2 separate regions of the Homo sapiens genome follow, and region 2 is linked to region 1. A link is a loop called in an ENCODE intact Hi-C map of the cell type or tissue named here. Cell type or tissue: B cell. All regions are shown on one strand. Each heading gives the region's core, and the rest is flanking DNA. Links, peaks and the distances in the headings are about the cores only. Region 1 overlaps TLE1 (TLE family member 1, transcriptional corepressor). Region 2 overlaps TLE1-DT (TLE1 divergent transcript).

Evidence for each region. Hi-C counts contacts between places; a loop is a spot of excess contacts. Peaks named below come from ENCODE experiments on the same cell type or tissue, not always from the same donor. Only the 100,000 strongest peaks of a DNase experiment are listed, where the experiment ranks them.
Region 2: it touches region 1 in a loop (16-fold over the local background); 1 of 110 quality-filtered maps calls a loop at or near these places.

What each region holds. Positions count from the first base shown.
Region 1 is chr9:81,654,395-81,657,306 of GRCh38, forward strand. All of the region lies in intron 4 of TLE1 (TLE family member 1, transcriptional corepressor), which reads right to left. Among named protein-coding and RNA genes, the nearest start is that of TLE1, 34 kb to the right of the region's middle. In B cell, for the core only: no CTCF peak of the experiment used is centred there; DNase peaks (open chromatin) are centred at 1,197 and 1,727; H3K4me3 peaks cover 1,915 bases; H3K27ac peaks cover 2,041 bases.
Region 2 is chr9:81,727,924-81,730,835 of GRCh38, forward strand. All of the region lies in intron 1 of TLE1-DT (TLE1 divergent transcript), which reads left to right. Among named protein-coding and RNA genes, the nearest start is that of TLE1-DT, 40 kb to the left of the region's middle. In B cell, for the core only: no CTCF peak of the experiment used is centred there; DNase peaks (open chromatin) are centred at 1,018 and 1,448; H3K4me3 peaks cover 1,162 bases; H3K27ac peaks cover 738 bases.

The DNA.
Region 1 (2,912 bases), core at 297-2,796:
CAGTGGCACGATCTCGGCTCACCACAAGCTCTGCCTCCCGGGTTCACACCCTTCTCCTGCCTCAGCCTCCCAAGTAGCTGGGACTACAGGCGCCCGCCACCACTCCCGGCTAATTTTTTTCTATTTTTAGTAGAGGTGGGGTTTCACCGTGTTAGCCAGGATGGTCTCGATCTCCTGACCTCGTGATCCGCCCGCCTCGGCCTCCCAAAGTGCTGGGATTACAGGCGTGAGCCACTGCACCCAGCCAAGTGTACTTTTTCAATGATGGCACACCATGACACATTTATGTCATTATTGCAAGTTCATTCAAGCGGGTGTCAGAAGCCACTGCAGCTGCAGCACTGTCAAAGCAGTCCACCTTTCAAAGATGAGGCCTAAGGTGATAGAGTAGAAGAAAGGCCTGCTGACCTCTTTGCCACTTGTCCCAGCTCTTGTACAACTGAAAAAGGATTTTATTGTTCATAGCTTCCCTAAGTCTCAAACTTTCAAACAAACCAAGAAAACATGACTAAAAACATTCCAGTCTAGAGGGTGATGGTCAAGTCATGATATCCTGAGTATTCGGAAAGTTTCGCCACAGTTCAGTAACAAACTCAAAGACCTCACCGACAGGGCCCAGGGGTCAGCTGAACATAATAAAAGGTGTCCTTAGTGTCTATAGCACGGGCTGTTTTAAAGAAGGCAGGAAAGGCCGGGTGCGGTGGCTCGCGCCTGTAATCCCAGCACTTTCTGAGGCCAAGGCATGTGGATTATGAGGTCAGGAGTTCAAGACCAGCCTAGCCAAGATGGTGAAACCCCGTCTCTACTCAAAATACAAAAATTAGCCGGGCGTGATGGTGGGCGCCTGTAATACCAGCTACTCGGGAGGCTGCGGCAGAGAACTGCTTGAACGAGGGAGGTGCAGGCTGCAGTGAGCCGAGATCACGCCACTGCACTCCAGCCTGTGCGACAGTGAGACTCCACCTCAAAAAATAAAAAAAATAAAGAAGGCTGGAAAAACCTTTGCTCCGCTCCACATCCACAGCAGTCCCTCTGCTACAAGGGACAAAAACTGGCAAGAGAGGGAACAGAGGGTACTCTACTTCTAGCCCAGGGAAGGGTCCACCTGCAGCACCTCCAACACCCTACAGCAATGCAAAGCAGCTCTGCTTTCCTCTACCTAGGAAGAACCAGTTCTGCTTTTTTAAAAAAGAAAAAAAAAGTCATCTGTAAAGAGGCCCATCCTTGACCTTACTTATTTCATCATTTTGTCAATGCTTACTAAATGCCACCTATATTACTGAATTAAGCAATGAAAAGGATCACAAGAAAAAAACTTAAAAGCACGCAGTCCATGACCTTGAGAAATAGAGAATGGAAAAAGACAAAGTAGAAATCCCAGGAACAAAGTCGAGCCTGCGGTGAGCTGAGATCGCGCCACTATACTCCAGCCAAGGCGACAGAGCAAGACCCTGTCTCAAAAAAAAAAAAAAAAAGAAAAGAAAAGAACAAAACCCCAGGAACTTTACAATCAAGCATATAAAAAACAGCAGCCTTGTATCTTCTAAGATGATCTGAATTAACTAAGCAAAGTCTTTGGTTTTATAAGATTGGATTTAGTCTGACCCAACCCAATTCTCCCTGACCACCAATGAGACAAGGTTACAGACAGACCATGCCTTGGACAAAATGTACTAGAAGGGGAAATGACTGGTAGAGAGAGGAAGCCCGTGCATGACCTTGCTTTAGCCAGCGAGGCAGATATATGCAAAAAGGGTGCAGCTGTACCAGGTACAAAAACAGAACTGGGTCAGCCCCACCCAGTTCATTTGATCACAGCCACCCACTCAAGCTACCTCAAGGTCATGGCTCTCCTCGAAAGCATGGGCAAGGCTTTCCTTTGCAACAGGGTTCTGCACTGTCTATTTGAGTGCATGTAAAGGAGTAGAGATGCCTTTGGTAGGTATCCTACTTAGGTCCTTGCTCCCAACTCCCTACCTACCACACATTCCTGCAACACTCTGTACATTCCTCTTCTCGGAAATTCACATTGAAGGTTTCCAGTTTTAAAAATGATATATGCTCACTTTGAACTCATACACATGCACACAGATACATATACAGAAATATAAAAGAAAGTTAAAATAACCCTGAGCCCATCATCCAAGGATAAGCATGGGTAACATATTGGTGATTTTAGGATACCATCATTCCAGGTTCTCACTTATGTGCACAGAAGCCCAGAGTGAGAGACACATTTTAATACCAAGGGGTTTCCGTTACATACCCTGCCTTTCTATAATTTGTTAATCAAACATGTGTCAGGGACACCATCCCAGTCAATACAGATTAACAAGTACCTTGAAACATTCCACCATACAAGCATATAGATGTCTAAGTACTATTGACACCAGTGAATATTTATGTTTCATTTAATTTTGCACAATTAACAACTCTGTCAAATACGCCTCCACACAGATCTCTAAAAGGAATCCCTAGATGTGAAACTGCTGGGTCAAAGTGTATGCATATTTTAAGTTGCAATGCATGCTGCCAAACTGCCCAGCAGAAAAGCTGTACCAATTATTGCGAGTTTAGGAGGGTTCCTGCTCTCCCACCCAGTGTCAATATTGAGTTTTGTTGACCTTCCTTTAATCTTCATCCATCTAATGGATTAAAAAATGACCTCATTTTTATTTGCATTACTTGAATTCTTCCTCTAGTTAAACATCTTTTCATGTATTTATTGCTCCACTCTATGTTTCCTTTCTCCATTCTTCCATTGTTGCTTAATCATTTTTGTCCTTTGGTGGTGCTTCCTTGAATGGGACAAATATTAACCCTTTATCAGAGTTTGCTCAGCTTGCCACTTGTCTTTCAACCTTGCTTAATATGATTTTTTTGCTGTATAGAACTTTAAGTCTTTATGTGGT
Region 2 (2,912 bases), core at 231-2,730, 73 kb after region 1:
TTACTTATGCAAGGTAAATGGCTGAGCCAGGACTCAAAGCCAAGCACTTTGGGTGCCAGCCCATGCTATTAACCATGCTGGATTCTGCCCAGAAACAATCATGTGGGGAAGGGTCCTTACCTCCCACATGACACTGTACATGGTACAGGGCTGCCTAACCTCCCTGCTCACTGCGGAGTTCCTGCTTCCTCTACCCTTGCTCTTCTTGCTTCCTCTTTTTTTTTTTTTTTTTTTTTTTTTTGAGATGGAGTCTCGCTCTGTCGCCCAGGCTGGAGTGCCGTGGCGCAATCTCGGCTCACTGCAAGCTCCGCCTCCCGGGTTCACGCCATTCTCCTGCCTCAGCCTCCCGAGTAGCTGGGACTACAGGCACCCACCACCACGCCCGGCTAATTTTTTGTATTTTTAGTAGAGACGGGGGGGCGGGGTTTCACCGTGTTAGCCAGGATGGTCTCAATCTCCTGACCTCGTGATCCACCCGCCTCAGCCTCCCAAAGTGCTGGGATTACAGGTGTGAGCCACTGCGCCCGGCCTTTTTTTTTTTTCAGACAGTTTCGCTTTTGTTGCCCAGGCTGGAGTGCAATGGTGCGATCTCAGCTCACCGCAACCTCCACCTCTTGGGTTCAAGCAATTCTCCTGCCTCAGCCTCCCGAGTAGCTGGGATTACAGGCATGTGCCACCACGCCTGGCTAATTTTGTATTTTATTTTATTTTTTTAGTAGAGACAGGGTTTCTCCATCTTGGTCAGGCTGGTCTTGGAACTCCCGACCTCAGGTGATCTGCCAGTCTCGGCCTCCCAAAGTGCCGGGATTACAGGCGTGAGCCACCTGCACCCAGTCTCTTCTTCCTCTTTTACCAGCTGTGTCCTGCCGGGTATGGACAGGACAGAAGCCCAGCTGCAGAGCACCCAGTTCTCTATCTGGAAGGGAAGAGGAATGCCTATCAGGCTGTTCTCCGTTAGCTGCTTATTCAGGAAGGAAGGATGGAGGGAGAAAATGAATGCAAAAACACTGCTTTAGGACTTTGGTGGTGTGTTTTGTTTTCAGTTTTGTTTTCCACAATTGCAAGAACATTAGCCTTGCCTATTTAGCAGTAATATTTCCTTTACATTTTTCACAAGTTCCTTTTGAAGAGGTTCTCAGCTCATCCATTGGTGCAGTGCTAGATGTGAACAGTAAAAATAGGAGTTATTAAAGACAACGGTGACAGTGAATTCTGTCACGAAGGAGGTGACTATCGTTTTCAATACTGTCCGTAGCAGTTTATCTTGGTTACAAATGACCTCCAAACAGCTGTTCAGCTTGGACAGCTCCACAGGTGCCCCATTGTATATAGAGAGAGCTTGGGGCTTAAGTTCTAATTAACAGCCATTTTCTCTTGTCCCACCTCCTAATGTTGACTTAAAACAATACCAGTGTCACACAAGACTACACAGGTTGTTTCTGTTTACGTCAAGTAGACTGGCACCCCAGTGAAACACAACACAATATCCACAACAAAAAATAAACACAGCCTTCAACCTGCTTCCTCTTTTTTACCTTGCCAGGCTCCTCTGATGAGAACCCCACCAGAGAGATTTGCCTGTGTTCACACACTGGCACAAGAGTGAACTCTGTAGAATTTCTAATAGCACCAGAAGTGAACTTGGGTAGAAATGAGCCACAGAACCTTTGGGAAATGCTACCAGCATAGAATCTTCCCAGGGGGTTAGGTCTCTGCAGTAGGGGACTCTGTACAGCCAGAAATATGCTTTAAGCATCTACTCTGCCCAGATTTGAGCATGTTGCCTGGCCCCTAGAGATGCCCAATCAATATAAACTGAATTGAAGTGAGTTCTGTTGAGTTAGAGTGGATGGGATAGTAAAAGGTAGAAAAAGGTGTGATGCTCTCTTCTTTGATTTTCAGGTAGTCTAATAACAACAACAATAATAATTAATATCTATGAAGTGTTTGCTATAGGACAGGCCTGTTTTCAAGCACTTTACATGCATTTTTTTTTAAATTCATACAACATTCCCATGAAGTAGGTATTTTTAATGTTTCCATTTTAGATGAGAAAGCTGAAGTTAAATCACTGTCCCAAGGTCATAAAACTAGCATGCAGGCTAGGCTTGGTGGCTCATATCTGTAATTCCAGCACTTTGGGAGGCCAAGGCAGGAGGATTGCTTGAACCTAGGGGTTCAAGACCAGCTTGGGCAATATAGTGAAATCTTGTCTCTACAAAAATAAAAATTAAAAAATTAGCCAGGTGCAGTGGTGCATACCTGTAGTTCTAGCTACTAGGGAGGCTAAGTTGGGAGAAGGTGGGAGAATCACCTGAGCCTGGGAGGTCAAGGCTGCAGTGATCACGCCACTCTGGACTCTAGCCTGAGCAACAGAATGAGACCCTGTCTCCCCTGGCACGGTGGCTCACACCTGTAATCCCAACACTTTGGGAGGCTGAGGCAGGTGGATTGCTTGAGGTCAGGAGTTCAAGACCAGCCTGACCAACATGGTGAAACCCCGTTTCTACTAAAAATACAAAAATTAGCTGGGCATAGTGGCAGGTGCCTGTAATCCCAGCTACTCAGGAGGCTGAGGCAGAAGAATTGCTTGAACCCAGTGAGAGGCGAAGCCAGCTGGACTTCCTGGGTCAAGTGGAGACTTGGAGAACTTTTCTGTCTAGCAAGAGGATTGTAAAATGCACCAATCAGCACTCTGTAGCTAGGACTGTAAAACACACCAATCAGCGCTCTGTAGCTAGCAAGGGGATTGTAAAATGCACCAATCAGCACTCTGTAAAAATGCATCAATCAGCACTCTGTAGCTAGCAAGAGGATTGTAAAATGCACCAATCACCACTCTGTAAAACACACCAATCAGCAGGATCCTAAAAGTAGCCAGTCGCAGGGAGGATTGAAAAAAGGGCATTTTG